Linked DNA regions of Mus musculus: regions 1, 2 and 4 are each linked to region 3. A link is a loop called in an ENCODE intact Hi-C map of the cell type or tissue named here. Cell type or tissue: heart. All regions are shown on one strand. Each heading gives the region's core, and the rest is flanking DNA. Links, peaks and the distances in the headings are about the cores only.

Region 1 (5,312 bases), core at 79-5,078, 140 kb before region 3:
TCACAGTCCCATTCTCTAGATAAACGTAATCAGGATTCTCAGGAAAGAGACGTAGGGATCTTATGTGAATAAGCAGCTCGGATGATTCTTATGCTGAGTCAAACTTGGGGCACTGCCATCATCCAGCTGTCTGTTAGGACTAAGACATTTACAGAAGTTGTAAGCAAATACATATATGTAGTTGCCAAGATTTGAAATTTAGGGGGAAAAGAGGCCAAATATTCCATATTGATAGCATTAACCATTTTTTTAATGAAAACATTATTTGAGTAGAGTTGAATGGTCACATAAAAATTTCTCACTATGCCATTTGGCCCTATTAATCACCATCTTATGAGGGGCGTGGCCAGCGATGGCCATGCTTAGACTCAGATTCCATCAGGGAAGTGAAAATGGTGGAGTTGGCTGTGAAGAAGATCTTTTACCATGTGGGGCAAGTCAAGCGTCAGCCCCTGAACCCAGCACGTTCCCACAGTTATCACTCACCCCAGTGATGGTTTCTGGCAGGTTCTCTGCACATCCACTCCGTGCATACCTTCTCTTTAGGATGGGCTGCCCTTCTGTCTCCATCTAGAAACCCACACTCGGTCATTGAGGTGCCTTCCTTCCTCTTATCCCACAGAGCTCACTGTCCTTGCAGTTGGGTCACACTTTATAGTTCCTTCTTCTATATAATGGATTCTTCTCTGCTCTTCCAAACCCCCATTCTCTAGCCCTTGTTATATCTTATTTTAAACTAGTAGTTATATAATCATTGTAAGACAGCCAGTGCCCACTGGCTAAAGCTATGGAAGTATTTGGGAACAACTGCAAGGTGTTTTGAAGATTGATCCACAAGTGTTTAGGTCATAATATCCTCCACAAAGGGCTTGTCTTGGATGTGAGGGCAATCTCTATCCCTCCCATAGCTGTACATTTGTTTGAAAGAAGATGCCCTTCCCTGAGTAGAGGACCAGTCTTTTGTCAAGGTACAGAGCATCTGTGATCCTCTGCTAGAACCTTCCAACAGCCCGCAAAGGCATAGTCTTCAGTGACTTCAACATCTGAATTGGCAGTGACAAGGGTTAGTCCTTAATAGGGTCTGAATATAGAGACCTGTGTTTGGTCATATTCTTGACAAGGTCTTTAAGGTCTCAGATACTTTGTGCGTGTAGGTGGAGTCTTATTTATTTCTGCCTGCTCATTGATAATTCTTAATAAACTTAGAGGGAACAAATATCCTTGTTGCTGTCTGCATGCAAACGCAGGTATGTATATTAGTTATAGTCCTAATACTCAGTTTCTTGGTTTTGCAGCCACCACTGGTCCAGGCAATCTTCAGTGGCGACCCAGAGGAGATTCGCATGCTCATCCATAAGACTGAAGACGTAAACGCACTGGTGAGAGACTGTGGTTGTTGTATGGGTCCTCCTGTGGGGCAAGCAAGGCCTCTTGACATTTTCTGTGCTGTGAACCCCTGTAGAAAATTGTGAGAGCTCAGGGCTGCTTTTTAGACTATTGTTTCAAAAAAAAAAAAAACAAAACCCATGGAGTGAAACTCTAGGGTTAGACTAAATCAATTATGTTGAAATATAGTTGTAAAAAAAATTTAAAGATCAAGGGACTGAAGATGTCACTCCAGGGGAGAGTGCTTACCTAGCACGCAAAAGGCCTGTGTTAGACCCCCCAACACTGCAAAACAGAGAAAAAAAAATCAAATTTAGGATGCAGTAATCTGTATGCTTATCAAAATTGACCTTATTCTAATCAACTCATAAATTAAAACATCACACAGTGTTTCAAGGCCCCAAACTCTATCTCAGTGAGTGTTTATACAGTTGCAGTGACCGTCTTGAGGCCATGGAGTTTCATTTAGGGTCTTATGCTTTCCCTGTCAATCACACTCATTCATCACAGGAAAAGCAGAAACTATGAGTTGAAACCAGAAGGGGGAAACCCCTACTTTATATCCTGTCTATGACCCATTAAGATACAGCGACGCATCTGGCAGCGAGCATTGCGTTTTGAATGACCTGCCACTACCTCTTGCATAGCTGTGATGTCTCCTGGTGACAGTGTCACACCGACTGCCACTACTCCCGTGGTTTGCTCTGTATATCCACAAAGGAAGGATGCCGGCCCCTATTAAGAAGGCAATGATAGTGAAGCTATACCATTTTTCTTTCTTGATGTAATGTACCTTGGCTCTGGTGAAATTTGGCAACCTGGGCCTGTGGACCACCAGATATGAAAACTTTTTGTTTTTTTCCCAGTGATTGAAGAAAGATGAGGAGAATAGCATTTTTAGACATGCATGGTTGCTAGGAAGTTGAAACAAGTGTCCAGCGGCAGTTTTGTTGGAGTGTGGCTGTCCATCTTGCACACATTGTCTCTGCTGCTCTCACACTGCCTTGCTGAGCCCGGGGTCTGGACTGAGCCAGGGCCACTCAAACCCTGCCCTTTGTAGGAAAAGTCTGCTGGTTCTTGCCCTAGGGAGTCCATGACCCTGGGATGAACCATTGAACTCTCTGCAGCTCTTACTCCCGTGCTCTTTGAAGTTGTTGAAACCTTGTGTGTGCTTCAGCATCTTGCATATTTTGCTGAGAAAAGGGTCAAGGTATTTCACTGAATTCCTAAAAGGACCTATGGCACATCTATCAAAAGATCTACACATAGACTGTATCTGGGACATTTCCAAACAGATCAGTCACTTGCACCAAAGGGCACAAGCATTGGCCAAGAAGTGACCCTTTTGATAGTTTCTTAGAGTCAGGCTGAACAAGCGATTAGGTGCAGGGTGTGCTGCTAATTCACTTAACACAATCTGATTATCAAAGTCCTCAGGTCCCTTAGGGAGAAGAGTCCTCTTTACAGTTTAGTGTTCAGTAGAAAAGACAGGGCGAGTCGTCCATCTTCAGTGTAAGCAGATCTTTTCCCTGGGGTGATAACCTGCCTTTGAGGAGGTATCTCTCTCAGGTCTGCTGGCGGGCGGCTCCCTTCCAAGACAGGTCCTTTGGAGCAGCCTTTGTCTGAGGCTGTCCAGATTGGTGTGGCTTTCTCAAAAGCCTTTTGGCAGCTTCTCCTCAGCTGGCAGTAAGAACAACAGGGCAATGTTTTGAGATGTGTTTTTGCAAGGTAAGCCAGGATGAAGTCAGGGACAGAGGCCTTGCAGAGGCAGCTGGGCACTGGTCCAGGACCTGTGGGGTGGAGGCTATGAAGCAAGTTCACTGTCAAGAGCTTTGACATCACAGGAATTTGCCTAGACTATTTGGTGGCTGTGGGCCAAGCCCTGGCAAGCCTAAGGCAAGGTTACTATCTTTTCCTAATAGTTACAAACAAACAGAACTTTTAATCATCTACATCTCGGGAAATTGTACTGACCTTTGAATGACCTTTCTTTCTTTTTGGAAAAGTAACAACCCGTTGCTGATTGGCTACCTAGGCTTAGCTCTGTAACACATAGATGACTAATGAATGTTTGAAATCCGGAGCTTAGTTCTCTCAGCAACACATGGGAAGAGTGTCCCCTTTTTACGTGGGGTCTGAGGTATGAATGTGAGGTTTTCTAAGGTCACTGTGAGGGTCATCTTCAGTCTGGCTGAAGAAAGAACAATAAACCTAGAGGGGAAGCATGGGAAGGTTTTCCTGGGTCAGTGTGGAGTGTGTATATCCCTTCTGCTCATCCTCCATTTTGGTGACCTGTCATATAGCCACACCTAACTCTGGGGGAGGGGCTATCACTGTGCTACTGCGCCCCTGAAAAGTCAGCACAATCAACTTTGATCTTACAAGCTTCCAGGGAGTTAAAGTGATTCCACTAAGTTGTGTTTTGGCCATCTTTTTCACACTTCAGTTATTTACTGTGTCGCAACTCTGTGCTAAGCATGAGAGACACAGCAGTGGCAAGACAGTGGGCTCCACTGTGGAGCTCACAAAGTGAAATCAAGAAATGAGAAGTCACTTTCCAGGGTTTGCTGGAGGCCAGTCTGCAGGGTCTGAACTGTGATAATAAGCACGGGAGGCTAAGGGAGGTGAAGGGAGGAGTCACCCTGTATCTGCAGGGGATATGCAGCAGAAAAGGCAGCGAAGGAGGACTTGAAGTTGCTGATGACTGAGTATATCAGTAGAGAGACCAGGCCCGAGGTACTCAGTGGGATCTTTCACATTTTGGAGGCTCATTGCTCTTTTTGTTCCACCCACAGCTCCCAAGACTCCCTTCCTCCCCGACTCCCCCTGCCATGTGTGTAAAGGAGATCTTGAATCCCACTCTCACAGGCCTGTAGGCTGTGTTGAACCAATCTCTCACTGCCAATGTAGGTCATTTGGAGCAAGGCTCCTTAATCATTTTCCACGTGACACACACTCTGTGCAAGACATTTTTTTTATGTAACCTTGGGTATAAAGGCATATAAAATAGGTTTGATAAAAACCAAACATTTATTGGCAATAAATTTCTTTTAAAACAACTCCTTTTTGGTATACATTTACTTTTATTGCTTATTAAAGATTAAGGCCAATTTGTATATTAATGAGATCGATATACTTCTAAAACGTTTCAATTTTGCATTAGATATGTGTGTGTCTGTGTGGGTAGGTACATGTGTGTGCAGGTGTGTGCCCACAGAGGCATTGGGTTCTTCGTAGCTACATCTGCAGCTGACTGTGTGTCAGTCAATCAAGGTGGCTGCTAGGAATGGACCATGGGCCCTCTGCAAGAGCAGTGAATGCTTTAACCTCTAAGGCATCTATCCAGCCTCTTGATGGACTTTAAAATTTTTACATAAAGGATCGAATCTTGGATGAATATTTGATGCTGCAGGGTAGAGTATCTTCCGTGTCTTTTAGTTTTTATAATTGTCAGTGTGGTGAATACATGCATGGAATAAAATGGCATGTGTATGTTTAGGACTTTTCAAAAAATTGTTGGAAATGCCATTATTATCCAAATTGAACAGTTTTTCTTACGAAATTCAAACCATCAGTTCAAGCAACAGTTTTGTGTGTACCTCTGTGTGTGCGTACATGGGTTTGTGAGCAGGTATGGACACCTCACTCGTTTTCCTGGGTTCTGGTGACTGGACTCGGGTCCCCATGCTTATCAGGCAAGTAATATTTACCACCTGAGCCATCTCCCATGCTCTTAAAGAACAATTTTAAAATAAAATATTCCAACACAATGAGACCCAAAGATAATACTAATTTGATATATACATGCTAAGGAATGATAGTAGGGAAATAATAAAATTCTTTGTTTTCCACCACTAAATCACAAAATTTCTAAACAAACAAAAACTTTGTGCAGTAAAACCACGGATTTCAACATACAGCAGTCT
Region 2 (5,312 bases), core at 216-5,215, 66 kb before region 3:
TGTACCCATATCCTCAGTTTCCCCCACTCGTGGGGAGAACATAGAATAATGTAGTCAATCCTCAGACAGGTGAAAACACACACTTGGCTCTTGGGAGAGATGGACAGGTTTGGTTTTTTAATTAGATATTTATTTACATTTCAAATGTTCTCCCCATTCCTAGTTTCCCCTATGTCCTCCCCTGTCCCCCTGCTCACCAACCCACCCACTTCCACTTCCTGGCCTTGGCATTCTCCTACACTGGTGCATAGAACCTTCACAGGACCAAGGGCCTCTCCTCCCATTGATGACCGACTAGGCCATCCTCTGCTACATATGCAGCTAGAGCCTCGAATCCCTCCATGTGTTTTCTTTGATTGGTGGTTTAGTCCCAGGGAGCTCTGGGGGTTAGTTCATATTGTTGTTCCTCCTATGGGGCTGTAAACCCCTTAAGCTCTTTGGGTACTTTCTCTAGCTCCTTTATTGGGGACTCTGTGCTCTGTCCAATGGATGGCTGTGAGCATCCACTTCCGTATTTGTCAGGCACTGGCAGAGCCTCTCAGGAGACAGCTATATCAGGCTTCTGTCAGCAAGCTCTTGTTGGCATCCACAAAAGTGTCTGGGTTTGGTGATTGTATATGGACATGTTTTAGATTCTGAGGTGTTTCACTTTTAATGATGCTAAGCATTCATTGCTTGCATTTTCAATCAGCCGATCTGGGTTATTTTAGATTGTTGACCCAGTAAAGTTCCCCAAGTTTGAGCTCATTAAACTACTCAGACAAAAGTAGAAAAAAGTAGGGTGGGTGACTCAAGGTTTAAGCAGGTAAGTCTGTGATGAAATCCCAGGCAAGAGAGAAAGAGAGAGAGAGAGAGAGAGAGAGAGAGAGAGAGAGAGACAGAGAGAGAGAGACAGAGAGAGAGACAGAGACAGAGAGAGAGAGAGACAGAGAGAGAGACAGAGAGAGAGACAGAGAGAGAGACAGAGAGAGAGACAGAGAGAGAGACAGAGAGACAGAGAGACAGAGAGACAGAGAGAGAGAGAGACCATGAAACAGTAATTTTCCAGGCTCTCAACCCAAGTGTTCTTTGAACATCACCAGACTATCTCGGACACCAAAGTCCCTGTAGTCTCATTCCATGTCACAGCTTATGTCACCCCGAGGGCCATGGTTGACATCTGTGAATGGGTTAACTCTGACAGCACAGCTTCTATGATCTGAGCAAGCTGAAGAGACAACTTGAAAGCAAAACCAGCAAAACACAGGTTTGCATCATGCATTTAAGAGGACATTCCTGGTCAATTTGGTAATGCCTAAACTGTGTTTAGCAGACTCAAACTTTAAATTCTAATGTGAGTGACTCTTCTTGGATTTCTCTGTTTTGTAACTATAAGAATTTTGGGCAATAGGGAAAGTTAGTGGCACTGAGTTTAACTTAGGCACCAAAAACAAACAAACAAACAAACAAACAGCATGTGCATCTATATAGAGAAGCAGGCACCGACGATGCTCCTCGGGAAGCAAAAGCCACAGTAGTGCAGAAGACATTACAACCATGTTTGCCAAGACCATAAGAGGGTGTCATATTTCTTGGGATTGGAGTGACAGGCTGTTGTGTGCATACATAGGGATGCTAGGAAATAAACTCTGTCTTCTGCAAGAACAATGGTATTCTTAGCTACTGAGCCAGGTCTTTAGCCCCAAGAACACTTTAAAAAACAAATATATGAGCTGCCTTTTTAACTAGTGTATCCATCTGCCAGACCACACCTGCATCTCCTCCATTTCAGAGTTTGGCGCAGCCTCCCTCTCCCATCCTAATGTGCTTATATCACTCTTGGAGGCTGCCTTGACTTCTCCATCAGTCAGACTTGGAGTTTGCTATACTTTAAGGTTAGAACAAGAGCTGAGAGTCTTAAAGTTTATCCCACCATTGATTAGCTGGTATCTGGCTTATAAGTGGGCTAGGATCCTCAGACCTGAACTGATGACATACGGTGACTGTAATACAGAGGTTGGCACATGTAATGATAAAGCTAATGTTGGTTAAATGTTCATGCTGTGCCAGGCTCTTTGCCATATATCCCATCTATTTCCTCCTCACAATACCAGGAGGAAGGGGGTGCTATCATCAACTTCACAGTGAGGCAGTCAGAGGTGGTGGGTTTTCTGAGCAGCATGTGGGGTCAGGAGTTGGAACATAGTCTAGCGTTAGAGAGCCGCTTCTCCGCCACTATCTGTATGCATATATATCTCCCCAGAAGGACAGTGATGGTTGAAGATTTTCTCTTAAACTTGAATTTGATGCAGTGTAAGAGTTGCCTGCATTTGAGAGAGTTGTCCCCGTAGATGGACAACTTTGTGGGTTTTTTCTTTCAGCTTTTATTACATCCATGAGAACTGTCAGTTCTTCCATTTGACCTTTCTGGGCATTTGAAAAATGTTCCTAGGGAGCAGAGGAAGTTCTTTTCTTTCTTCCTGTTTATTTTGTTCCTTCTGAAAAAAAAATCCTGCTCTGGCTAAGACCCTGCTTTCCCAGAGGCTCATTCCCAGGCCTGGTGTCCATCTCCAGAGCTTGTCATCACTCACATAAACTGCTCTGTGCCAGACCTGAGAGGCTCTATCATGAGGGGGCACAGTTATCTGCACACTGGGGAATGTCCTTTGCATGTTTGTTTGTTCTTAGATTGCTTAGATGTTCTGCCTCTGTAGAGTAGTCTCCTCTTTCTGATCCCAGCCAGGGTTTTTACGTATGCATGAAAACCTGACTCCTCCAGCATCACTCAACTTTGGGAAGGCAATCACTCACACAAACAAGTACAAAAGCCATGACTTTTCCTTTGCTACTTAAAAAACAAAATGTACTTGGGCTCAAATCACATTGTTTCTTGTTGCAGACCACCCTGTCACAGCAAGAGAGGGATGGGAACTCTTAAAGAGGACACTGTGTGGAATCAGAGGCATTTGGTCCAGCTTTTGGCACGAGGCAGCTGCCTCAGAGGCTGTCCAGGGAGTTACACAGTTCATAAATGAGGTTGCCTTAGACTCTTCTGGTACAGGCTCTCTCTATTTTTAACGCTTCTGGAAGTACTAGCCTATGATGACACAATATGAGATTTTTGACCTTTTGGCTCACAGTCCTTCTGAAGCAACTTAAGATGACCATTCTTGCTTGTGCAATGAAAAGCTAATTTCAGATGAGTGCTTATAGTCCCTTTTGAACACGCTGTGCACACCTTTAATGTGATGAAAGCTTATTTTACTCACTGATTATTAATGATCAGTTTGCCGCGTTTAACTTGTAGCCTTCAGACAAAGGGTAAAAAGACATTTAATGTATAATTTAATGTATACTCCGAGAAAGGCTTAAAGATTTTCAAGTGGAAATAGAAATGTCTGTTGAGTGCTGATAAACTAAAAGCTCAGCCATCCAGAGGATTTATTTTAATAGAAACACATTTTCAGATACAAATGCAAAATCTCTCTTACTTTTCTATTGTTATGATGCTCCCCTGAAATATATTTGAAATGACAGCAAAAGCATATACATATGCCAACTATCCTTTAAACAGATTTATAAAATGACAGCATCAGTGGAAGCCTTTCAGACTCAGGCGACAGTGGTTTCCTCCCCTGTTGATACTTGCACCATCTTCTTTCTCTTCTCACTTTTTGTCATATTTGAGGGTGGTAAACCTAGATGCGAGCTGGTCTTGAGAAACCGTTGGTGGGTCTCGGCTTGGAAGCGTGCCAGGCTGTGTAGTGGTGTCCAGAACAAAGGCTTCTAAAGTCTGAGCATCTCCTTCCTCATCTCCCTAGCTCAGGTTCATGGCTGAGCTTTTCGGGGAGATCACAGCTCAGGTCCTTAGATAGATATCTACACCCAAAACTGTGCTGGGGAACAACAGGAGCCAAATGGCTGCCCTAGATACTATCAGGTCATAAAAATGATTTAAATGGAAGCCTCTAAAATCAGGCCACAGTGAGATCGCTCTCTAGTCCCTAGATGATCACAATAATTAAATTAACTTTATCATTTTTGTTATTACAAAATAATTACATTTACTGCAAACCAAAATGAAATCATTGAAAGATCACCCTAATCAGAATTTATATTGGCAATTTGGTAAAAGTTTTCAAATTTTATATATATATACATATACATACACACACACACACACACACACACATATATATATATATATACACACACATATATATACATATACATATATATATACACACATATATACATATATATTCTATAGAGAGATATATAATTATTATGCTTACAAGAATGATCATAGTGTGTTTGTTTGAATAATTCATTCTAAAAATGAATGCCACAGCAGAGAGACACAGATTTGAGTTAGAGAGCAGTGTTAGATTCAGGCAGCCTTTGATAGTTCTCTGCCATGGTCAAAGGCAAGAGGAGTTACCTTCTGTAAACAGTATTAAGTTGTCAGCCACATATGCACAAACCTGTCAGCAGCAAATTGATTCTTCGAGTAAAGACTAAGACACACACGTCTCTTAGACGGGGGAAGTCCCTCGGATCTTTCTGTGATAAGCATAGTTTTTGTTGGTTTTGCCTCCTCTGCAAAGAGCCACACACTTTTTAGTATTTTATTTTTATTGCAAAGATTATCAACTGTCATATTTTAAAAATATACTTATCCAGTAAAAAAAAAAAATTACTTCCTGAAAAAACAACCTCGGTGAAATGAACCAAAGGAGGAATGAAGAGATGTGCAGATGTTGGGGGCGGGGTAATATTTTTATCACAAGACATTGGAGCCTGGCCAGGAAGACTCTGAGGTAATGCTTGAGAATACTTCACAGGGAAGTAAACCGGCACCGCCTTTCTCAGAGGCTGTTTGTCTACTGCTTATCCAGAGCCTTTAAAAGGTGCAGACTTTTGATCCAGCAGTTCTGTGTCTAACAGTGCTGCTGGAGGAAGTGAGCTGCAGGGTGAAGAGTCTTCAGAAATTGTTTATTCTTCTGTTCTTCTTAATAGCAAAAGCCTGGAAAGAGTCTCTAATGTCTAGTGACTGGGGACTTGTTAAGTAAATGCTCCAAATTATAGATATTATATAGCTGTTTATAGTTATATTAGTGAAAAAAATAACACATAGAAATCTTTCAATGCAGCATTAAGGGAGAATGCAAGACACAAATATTTCTACACTATATGAGTTCAGCCATGGAAAATTCTACATATAATCCACACATGTACACACATGAATATGCACATGCATAGATGCACACACAAATGCACACACACATGCACACAGTTATGACATGAACATGCACACACTCACAAAAAATGAA
Region 3 (5,312 bases), core at 148-5,147:
AGGAGCCATTCAATTTCTGGTTTTGACAAAGTAGTCTGAGGTTGATCTCTGTAGGGCAATGCTATTTTCCAAACCTATTGCAAGCTACAAACCATATCATGAATTGTGGTATGAGTACTCTGACTCTCTCTGGCCCACATATGCCTCCAGGGAGGGGTTAATGCAACATATAGTGTCTGAGATGCATGGAATCTCTGCCCTACTCCCTGTGGTTGATATATTCAGCATCAGATTGGCAATTGGGAAGGAAAGTTAATTCAAATCATAAAAGCTAGTTTTAGATGTCTTGAAGTTGTTTTTCTTTCTACCAGGTCCACACTGTCTTCTTAACAAAGGACAAGTCTCTAAAGGAAGGGAGAAGTTAGTGGACCAGGTCCCAGTTAATGTCCCCATGGAATAAGACAAATAATTATTGCTCTTCATGAAACAGAGTCACACAGATTAAAAGACATTTTGATGTTAGAGAGAAAAAGGTTCGTGTGCTTAAAATACACTCTACTTTGTTTCCTGTCCCTGATTCCAGACTTCTGTGAAATACCAAGAAGTTTCAGCTGTCTGTTCATCTGAAGGCACTGTGGTACAGGCTAGAGAAGCAGGTGTGAGTTAGACCAAGGTTCCATCTCCTCATCTGTCACTTATTGTGCCCATGTGAGGGTGCTAGTTTTGGAGACTGCTTTAGGCTTGATTGAGATGACTGAGTAAGGTTCATGAAGTTCTTGGTTTAGAGTAATTGCTTAGTAACTTAGCTGTCACCAGTGTGTCTGTTGCCATCATTTGTCACGGTCAGTACCTTCAGCGTTGTGATCATTGTTGTCATCACTCTGTCTTCACCTCCCTGTCCTGGTTTTCTCTTGCTTCTGTCAACATTTGTCCACTTTCAAGTCCTCATACAACAGTATTCTTGGTGTTACAGCCCAAATCCCTCTGCCTTTTCTCATTGCACATTCTTCCCAAACAACCTCATATACAAGGACACTTTAAACAAGATCTCTATTCTGAGCTGCATACTTTTATATTTAGCCGGCCATGAAACCAGTGGTCATGACCCCTTTGGATTTGAATGTCTCATAGGGGTTTCCTAAGACCACTAGAGAACACAGATATCCACATTACAGTTCATAACAGTAGCAAAATTACAGTTATGAAGTAGCAACAAAAGTAATTTTCTAGTGAGCGTCACCACAACATGAGGGGCTGTATTAAAGGGTCTCAGCACTAGGAGGGGTGAGAAACACTGCATTAAATTAAACATATCCCACTGAATAGCCTCACTATTATTCAAACCCTAGTTCACTGCACAGGTCTCTTCTATGACCTTGCTTGTTCTTTCTTCTGTTACCAGCTCTTCTATCACCAACGCTGGTAAGCTGGATGTCATCCCTGATTGTAATCATCTCACGCTCTCTGACGTTCAACCAATGAAGCATGTATATTCTACTTTCTAGATCCTTAGTGCTGCATGGGTAGAGTCTTTGATCAGAGCTGTGATCTCAGAGCCTAGCACAATCCTCAACAAATAATTATTGAATGGATTCTGCTCACGAAGGAACGACTGAGACTTCTGCTTCCTTTTGCTTCTGTTGCTTTTTCCTTAATTTGAGAATATTGGTTCTTTCCAACTTAAGACATGATTTAGAAATTCCACAGTGGAAATATAACTGGCTCCCCATTTCTAGGGTTGAATTCTTCCCCCCTCCCAGCATCACTACAGTTATTGTTCACATTGTACCCAGAATGGCTTTTTTTTTTTATCAAAAAAGCCTAGAATGTGATCATAATTATGGTTCTTCCCTACCTACATCATTTTATTGACTGAATAGTGTCCTTATTCTAAATCTACATTTAAAAATAATCTCCCCAATTACTCTGAAAATGACCTAGAAGCTGAGAAGATAGTTCATAAACATGCCAACCTGAATTTGAATCCCCAGAACCTGTGTAGAAGTCAGACCCAGCAGAGCATATCTGTAATCTCAGTAGCAAGATGGGAGTGGAGACAGGAGGATCACCATCAGCTCACAAGCCAGCCAGGCACATGCAGCACAAGCAACAGATAGACCCTGTCTCAGCCGAGATGGAAGGAGTGACCTGACACTTGAGGTTGTTGCCTGTCTTTCACCTGCATGGCATGCTCCCTGTGCTCATGTGTGCGTTCTGTTGCTTGAACATTCTTTCTTTCTCAACCTGGATTGCTCCTACTGTTCAGACCTTAGGCTGGGTTTTATTCACTCTGACTTTTATAATAGGTTTTATATTGGGCTCCTAAATGGTCTCTGTACAGGTCCCGGGCCAGCTCTCTTCCTCCTGGTTTACCTGCTAACAGCTCTGGGTTTTCTGAGAGCCTCCAAGTTCTATCAGCTGCTCACAGCACAGACTGAGTTCTGGTGCTTCCTCCCACCAGTATTTGCTGACTGAGTGAAATAAGGCCTCACGTGCTGGTAGAATGATCAAACTATGTGTGGGGGAAAATCTTATTCCAGAATAAACATCATGGGGACATACCTAATCTGTGTATTCAAGACATGTTGTCTTCCTGCCCCTGTTCATCGTGTTTGTAAAAGTGGGGGAAATGGTTCCGTGTTCCTTTGGTTACGGGTTCATTCTAGGACAGGATTTGGAGCTGGTACACACTGTCAATTCCAGGAAGTCTTGTAGGTGATAATGTTGCAAAACAAAGAACAGATGTTTACTGGCCCTGTCAGGCAGCAAAGACTCCTTTTATTTCAGCTGTGTAAGAGAGATGGGTTTTTTAATCAGTGCCTTTGAAGTTAAAATTAAATTTGTTTTCATTATTTTAGTATATCCTGAGTGTAAAGTCTAGATTCTATTCTCATATCAATGAGGAACAAACACAAAATATCTCATATTTCCAATGTAGTTGCTTCCAATGTAGTATCTGTAGGTTTAAAATGGCATGTTTTGAGCTGTTAATCTCTATACTTGTTAGTTAATCTACCAATGTCTCTTAATGATAACATTCTGTCCCATGCATATTGACTCTGGAAAGGTGTTCTGTACCCAACTGAAGATCTGAGGACATCATTCTTTTGGTTACATGGAAATTTAAGAACTTGTTTTAAAATAGAATTGTTTTAGTCATTTTACTGATTACAATATGGTCTGGTTTGCTTCCTCTGTGATAAAACACTGACCAAAGCCAATTTGGAGGAGGAAAGGGTTTATGTCACCTTACACTTTGTAGTCTTTCGTTGATGGAACTCAAAGCAGGAACTTGAAGGCAGGAACTGAAGCAGAGACCATGAAGGCACTCTGCTTGCTGGTTTGCTTCACTGGCTTTCTCAGCTATTGTTCTTACATAACCCAGGCCCATCTGCCTAGGGAAAGTACTGCCCACAGTGGGCTGGGCCCTCCTTAGCAACCCTTAAATTTTCCTCACAAATGGGGTCTACAAGCCAATCTGATGGAGGCAATTTCCCATGTGAGGTTCCTTCTTTCTATGCACATCTAAGTTTGTGTCAAATTGACAAAACTAACTGTGACATGGTAACAACATATACTCACTGTGAGGACAAGAGGTTGGGAAACAGAAAGAGGGAGTTAAATGTTCTCCAATTCTATTAGACTGTGCATGTCTGATGTTTCCTGAATACATTGTGTTCATTTGGGTGGGGGTGTTGTTGTTTTAAAGTGAAATTAGTGTTGTTTGCACTTGTGGCTTTGGAATGTGTGTTTCACTTGACAAATTTAAGGAATTTCAAGGACGGAAGTGGGTGATATTCTTTTTAGGAAATTTTGACTTTCAGGGTTTGAATACTGTAATTCTGCCTTTATCACTCTTTTTAATAAGAAAACCTCAGTTGCTAGGTATGATAGCACACACAGTATGTAATTGCAGCACCTGAGAGACAGAAGCAGGTAGGTCTGTGAGTTCCAGGCTAGACAGGACTATACAGTGAGACACTGTCCCCTGCCCCCTGAAGAGTTAAAATAGAAAACTTCTATAAAAATCTGTGTCGGCTTCATTTGCAAGACATGAAAACATGATACCTATCTGAAGAATAAAAGATAGACTTTTATTTAATGGGTGTCACAAGGCTATTAGAATGTTTAGGAAAGTGAGTCTAGGCTGGACCTCTAGGAACAAGCCTGAACTGATGTATCGTACTGGCTACCTCATTCCCATAATACTGGAGAGAGCGAATCCGAAGGCAGCCACTACAGTGTCTGACTCAAAGACACACACCTTTGCTGATATGTAGGGACACTTCTGCCTCTAGAGCCATCCAGATTTCTGGCTGGATGCACCCTGCCCTCATCATGGATGTCGGGTATCATCTCCTCTTTCTTCTCTACTCTCACTGTTCTGTGGCCTGTGCATGAGAAGCTGAAAGACAAGCAAACACAACTCCACAACTGGGCTCCCCTTCAGAATGACAGGAGCTTAGTCTATCAGTTTCTGTCTTCCAACATTCAATTAGTGCATTTCATTGCCAGAACTTATTTCTTGTCTTGAGCCTTTGCTCTAGACAAGGTGTTATCTAGAAAATGTCATTTTTGAGTTGTCTAACCTATGCCACATAGGGCAGTCCATGCCCACCCACCAGGAGAGTCTGGCGTGGACATCACTAGCCATTGTGATCACCACACAGCCATCCAGGCTCTGGATATTGGACTGCTGTGCCCTTTGTATGTACCCCACATGTGAAAAAGAATTTGAAGGCAAGAGAAAGAGGATCAGAAGGGGTGAGCCTACCCTTTGTTTCTCTTCATATATTCTGCTCAGATCATGGCATCTCGATCTTTCTGTCTGTTTGTCTGTCTGTGTTGTGTCTGCTGAGGCCTTCCCTGGGCACTGTAGTTGCAGTATGATCCCCCTCAAGCCCTTTAGACCCCATCTCTGCAGTGTTTTCATAGCACCGTGTGCTATATAATGAACTCTGTAACTCTTATTGTGTGTCTTCCTCCATGAGAAAGTTGACTTTTACTATTGGAACTTCAGTCCATTGCACAACATCTAGGCATGTAGTAATCATTCATTAAATGTTTGTGACATGAATACATTTCTGTATATATACCTCATGGTACACTCATCTAAGTATTAATTGGGGATTTGTTGCTAGAATGAAAAGTATGCAGAAGTAGTAAAACAGGGTCTTACCCACGTGTCCTTCCCGCAGTCGTCCACAAGCCTGCCATTAGCCTCTAACTCTCCCGAACCGCAAGGTGATACTTGTTCCTCCAGTCCCCTCATTCAACATATCGTCCACTCCATACATTTCATTGGCTCTTCTCCCAGTGCTCTCTTGTTACAGTATGGTCTCTCTAGAGCCTGCAGACTCTACATGTCACCT
Region 4 (5,312 bases), core at 287-5,286, 110 kb before region 3:
ACATACGTGCATGGTGTAAGTTCCCATAGAATTCAAGCTACTCATTTTGTTTAGTTAATGTCAGTCCATAAAACCACTTACTAGGTCTCCCAACGGCTTAAGTGGTTTGAAGATCAGGCCCTGTCTCGTCCCCTGTCTACTGTCTGTTTCTGACAGGACACGCACAAAGCAATAGTTTAAAAGAGACAGAGGGAAAGGGAGGGTCTGGGCTTCGTGAGAAAATAACTCAGGAGAATATTATCCTTGGGCTAATAAAAGGTCATTAGGTCAATTGTCTAATAAAATGGTGACAGGAGTAATAGAATCAACAGTGAGTCCCAGGAATCTCAGGCAATGGGGAAAGTTGTGGAGGTGGCCATGCTTAGGGGCTGGTTCAGTTCAAGCTGTTTCCCCGAGTGTCTCAGTTGTGCCAGAGTCAGGTCAAGGAGGAGTAAGAGCTGTTATTTACATCCAAGAAATTTCAACCCTGGAGGATTTTTAAAGTTCATTGCTGAAATTAATATATCTGACTCTCATTTTAGTGCACACATTTTTAAACACCATAGCTTCATTTTCAAAGCTGGGTGATGCAGTCAGTCTTTCTGCCCCCTCTTCTGTATTATTCTTGAGTCATAGATGCAGTAGCCGTGCTACGGTTAACTCCACTGGGGCTGGGCTCCTCGAAATCCATTGAACACCTTTGCGTTGTATTCAGTGGAGATTTACTGTAGAGAGAAGCTTCTGTGATGAGAGATGATAGCAACCCTTATCTGTATATAAAGATAAGATCTAGAATGTAGCTGCAAAATGGTGCCAGGCTAGCACAGTGGCGGAAGTAGATTCTGTTCTAAAATCCATGGACTCATTAGCCCTGGGGAAGGTTGGCTAAGTTTCTAATACCAGGCATGGTCCTGTTCTTGTTGATTGGCCTTACATCCATCTAGACAACTGTTGGATACCACCAACAGGTGAACCCCACTGTTACACCTCTGTGGATATCTTGCTATATTGATTTTTGTTATGGGTCATCGGTGTCACAGCTGGGTAGACTGTTATGATAAATTTGACAGTACATGCAGTACTTTTTGGTACTATAGAAGATAGACTGCAGGAAAGAGACTTTCAGGTGAGATCCAGCTAGAATATGTGTCTCATGTCCTAAAGTGTCCTGAGTGTGCAGTATCTTCAGCAATAGGGGCATACTTTAATCCTTTGAGAGGAATCTAAGGGCATCAGCAATAGTCTATATTGTTTTGGGGAGCCATTTGTATTATCTAACCAACCACTTACAGAGAGGTTTCTCATGATTTGTACTGGGATTTTTGTTAAACTCATCTGCATAGGTTGGCCTTCAACCTTACTCTACTAGCATGGACCTCAGAGCGAATGGCGACCATCTTAACATCCAGCTTCCACTGACTGTTGCATACTTTGATATTGTGTATTTTAGGATTCTGAGAAACGAACCCCGCTTCATGTGGCTGCATTCCTGGGAGATGCAGAGATCATTGAACTCCTGATTTTGTCAGGTAAATAACTACTGTATTCAAAAGCCAACTCCATGGAAGCTTGATGGGCAATTTGCTAGATTGGCACTTAGAATGAACGGAGCAGAACTTCTTTGCTTTGCTCATCCAAGTTTATTTGATCAATAATTTATCTGCACATGAAATACAAAAAAAGAAATTGTTTGGCAATGATTCTTAAACAAAATATTTTATGCTTTAAAAGTTTGATTCCTGTCTATCACTCTGTATAGCACAAAGCATATATACTAAGGGCACATATATACATATATTTAAATATTGCAAAATAATATTATTTCTTACACACAATTATGATTACAATAAAAGTTTAAAAACAGAAAACAGAGGTAAGGGGCCATGTGAGTTTCTAATTAGAGGTGTCTCTAAGTAGGCAGGTGGGGTGTTAAAATATCCCCCTTTCCAAATTTTATAGGGGCCAAATATGTGAATCATGTCATATCTAATCTCCATTTCTTCTGGTCTATATATTCTCTTTTTCATTCCACTGTACTTTTAACATTTCATTGGATTTAAAGGTGTGAATGCTTTCAGTTCTAGAATCTTCTATGTTCAGAACTTCTTAACCAAACAGGTTTCCAAAACCATTATGTGATTTTCCATTTGAGTGCTCACTGGACAGACCCCTGGAATAATCTTGATCACTGCTTGTATGCCTCAATGCAGACTGTATGCAGGCCAATTTGCTTTTTCTTCTCCTGTTTTTTGTTTGGAGAGATTAAAATCTGGAGGAAATGCCATTGTGAACAAACCAGGCAAAAGGCCTGTACTAAGGGCTTGCCTTTGTCTGCAGTAGTAATGGGAAATGCTAATGTGCCAATGCAGAACAAAGGTGAGTGCTGGGTATGTAGTTACCAGCTGTGAAATGCACCACGGTGAAGAAAGAGCTGTGCTGTTTCACAGGGAAGGCTCCTGTACTGGCTGGTTTTGTGTGTCAACGTGACACAAGCTGGAGTTATCACAGAGAAAGGAGCTTCAGTTGAGGAAATGCCTCCACGAGATCCAGCTGTAAGGCATTTTCTCAATTAGTGATCAAGGGAGGGAGGGCCCATTTTGGGTGATGACATCCTTGGGCAGGTAGTCCTGGGTTCTATAAGAAAGCAAGCTGAACAAGGCAGGGGAAGCAAGCCAGGAAGTAACATCCCTCCATGGCCTCTGCATCAGCTCCTGCTTCCTGAGCTGCTTGAGTTCCAGTCCTGACTTCCTTGGTGGTGAACAGCAATGTGGAAGTGTAAGCTGAATAAACCCTTTCCTGCCCAACTTGCTTCTTGGTCATGATGTCTGTGCAGGAATAGAAACCATGACTAAGACAACTCATGTTGCTTTTGGGTTTATGGTGTCCCCGTTCTGGATGTGTAAAATAAAGAATTGTAAGGTTACAATGCCTAATGATCCCAAGCAATAATATCATCACCAAGACAGTATCATTCAGGGTGAGCAGCATTCCCTTATCTGAACGTCTAAAGCCTAAAATGTTCCAAGAGCCGACATGATGCCATGTGATGCTGCAGTGTTAGTTTTGCACCTGACATGATGTGATGAGCCACTGTAATATGTCTAAGGCATGTATGAAGCAGAAACGAAGTTCATGTGTAGGATTGGGTCGAATAGACCAAAAATCTGCCCTCCAAATTAAAACTCTGCCACACTTGTGGGCTTAGGCAGTTTGGATAAGTGATGTTCAGCTTGTATTAAAAGATGCCCCAGAGACAGCAGACATGGCTCTGTGGGTCAAAACATCATCCCAGAGGACCTGAGCCCAGTCTTCAGCATCCACATCAGGCAACTCAGAACTGCTTGTAATTTCAGTTCCCAGGGATCCAACACCCTTTGTATCTTCTGCAGGTATTTGCATGTACACACAGACTCACTCTCTCTCTCTCTCTCTCTCTCTCTCTCTCTCTCTTTATATCACAGGGAGGGAGCCAAGGCAGGGAAATGGGCAAGGGGAGTGGCTGTGAACAAGTTAAATTAGCCCCAAGTTCATGTTCCACCTGCCTTTGCTTTGATTTTTTTTGTTTGTTTGTTTGTTTGGTTTTCGAGACAGGGTTTCTCTGTGTAGCCCTGGCTGCCCTGGAACTCACTTTGTAGACCAGGCTGGCCTTGAACTCAGAAATCCACCTGCCTCTGCCTCCCAAGTGCTGGGATTAAAGGCGTGCGCCACCACTGCCTGGCTCTGCCTTCGCTTTGATAGGGAAGCTCTTAATTCTACATCACAAGGGTCACCCATATGGGACCAGTGTGCCTTGATAAACTTGGTCTCATGTCACCTTTATGTAACACAGAATCCTCGTCTTCTGTCCCTGTGGCTGGTTCAGTAGTATCAGGAGAAGCTGTTGTATGCATCTTAATCTGTAGACCCATTTGGTCTTGGAATTACTGATTGGTTAATCTCTTTCATTTAGCGTTGGTTCAGTTTGCGAGACATTGTCTTTCCTCCTCCCCCTTCCACCCATCAAATTGAGAAAGTTCTGTAGCAATTTATTCAACAGAGGCCAACTTTGGCAGTGCACGTAGCTCCCATTTTCCCTGAAAGGACTTTTATTCAATTTATATTTTATATCCCTAAAGAAATATCATACGACTATAGTGATTTCAGTCCTGAGATTTCATCTGGCAGCTGACCCTTTGGGGAATCCAGCCACACTGTTCTCTCATTTCGTAATGAATGAGGCGCTAATGATTCCCATGTTGAACAAATAATTTAACCTTGCCAGAATAGCTTGTTAAAGCTGTGCTCTCTGCTGCTGGGCAAACTCTCAGAGCATGCAAAGACCCAAGCTCACTAAGTTATTACTGACTTTGTCTCCTATTAACCAGGCAGCTAGAACCCTGAGTGTCTCTGTGCGGCCGTGTTGGGGGGCAGGGCAGTGTCTTCAGGATGAACAGGCCTTGCTGAGTCTTTCCACCTTCTTATCACTGCCTGTCACTCTGGCTTGATTTCCTCATCTGACTCAGCTTCTGTTTGGGAAGTGGCCAGGTCAGGATCAAGGCACAAATGGGCAGAGTAGGCAGTGAGAACTAGTCCGTGGTGGAACATCCAGGTCATGGTTGAGGTAAGGAAAGCAGAGGGCCCACAGGAAAATGGCCACAGCAGAATATCTTATAGCAAAATTCAGGGTGAACTAGGGTGACGGAGCCTTGGGTTGGAGGAAGAAATGTGTATGCATGCTCTACTGTGGGAGTTTGTCAGGTCTAACTGCTCAGTACAAAATGAACTTAGTACGTACGGTCTGGGGAGGTAGCTCAGTCAGCAAAGTGCTTGCTGTGTTAGCGTAGGACCTACATTTGATTTTCAGCAGCTATATAAATAATTGGGCATGGTGGTATGTGCTTGTGATCCCAGAATGGAGCAAGTAAAGACAGCAGGATCCCAGGTCTGCTGGCTAGCCAAGATAACCTAATTGTGAGCTCTGAGTCTCAGCAAGAGACTTTGTCTCAAAGAACAAGGTGGACAGATGCTGAGGAACAATCATGTAGGTTGACCTATAGCCTACATACTGGCACACACACACACACACACACACACACACACACACACCATCTACATGCCTGCACAGATACATAAGATAAAATGAAACTACATGTACCAAGTGATAGTTTTGCAAAATGATTTCCTGTAATATTTTTCCCAGTTATGGTTGCTAGTTATAGTGCCAGTTGTCTGCAGATCTGGTGTCACGTGGTCCTTTATCCCTTTGTGCCTAAGAGATATTCATTCTTTGTACGTGGATTTTATTTTATTTTTTTAACCTGGTAAAGGAGTTTGATTAAGCAAAGCAGAGCTGA

Evidence for each region. Peaks named below come from ENCODE experiments on the same cell type or tissue, not always from the same donor. Only the 100,000 strongest peaks of a DNase experiment are listed, where the experiment ranks them.
Region 1: a loop joins it to region 3, with 2.6 times the contacts of the local background. A loop is called at or near these places in 2 of 42 quality-filtered maps.
Region 2: it touches region 3 in a loop (2.7-fold over the local background); 2 of 42 quality-filtered maps call a loop at or near these places.
Region 4: a loop joins it to region 3, with 1.9 times the contacts of the local background. A loop is called at or near these places in 3 of 42 quality-filtered maps.

What each region holds. Positions count from the first base shown.
Region 1 is chr1:54,824,679-54,829,990 of GRCm38, reverse strand. It overlaps Ankrd44 (ankyrin repeat domain 44), which reads left to right. Exons shown (of 28, transcript NM_001081433.3): 2 at 1,296-1,379. Among named protein-coding and RNA genes, the nearest start is that of Ankrd44, 99 kb to the left of the region's middle. In heart, for the core only: no CTCF peak of the experiment used is centred there; DNase peaks (open chromatin) are centred at 2,000, 3,190 and 3,680; H3K27ac peaks cover 325 bases.
Region 2 is chr1:54,747,427-54,752,738 of GRCm38, reverse strand. The region is part of intron 9 of Ankrd44 (ankyrin repeat domain 44); the gene reads left to right. The region is part of intron 3 of 4930444A19Rik (a long non-coding RNA gene); the gene reads right to left. Among named protein-coding and RNA genes, the nearest start is that of 4930444A19Rik, 69 kb to the right of the region's middle. In heart, for the core only: no CTCF peak of the experiment used is centred there; DNase peaks (open chromatin) are centred at 2,608, 2,948 and 4,788; H3K27ac peaks cover 1,859 bases.
Region 3 is chr1:54,681,730-54,687,041 of GRCm38, reverse strand. The region is part of intron 16 of Ankrd44 (ankyrin repeat domain 44); the gene reads left to right. It overlaps 4930444A19Rik (a long non-coding RNA gene), which reads right to left. Exons shown (of 4, transcript XR_003948660.1): 1 at 5,120-5,312. Among named protein-coding and RNA genes, the nearest start is that of 4930444A19Rik, 2.8 kb to the right of the region's middle. In heart, for the core only: no CTCF peak of the experiment used is centred there; a DNase peak (open chromatin) is centred at 2,581.
Region 4 is chr1:54,788,649-54,793,960 of GRCm38, reverse strand. Ankrd44 (ankyrin repeat domain 44) reads left to right here. Exons shown (of 28, transcript NM_001081433.3): 3 at 1,430-1,508. Among named protein-coding and RNA genes, the nearest start is that of 4930444A19Rik, 110 kb to the right of the region's middle. In heart, for the core only: no CTCF peak of the experiment used is centred there; a DNase peak (open chromatin) is centred at 2,380.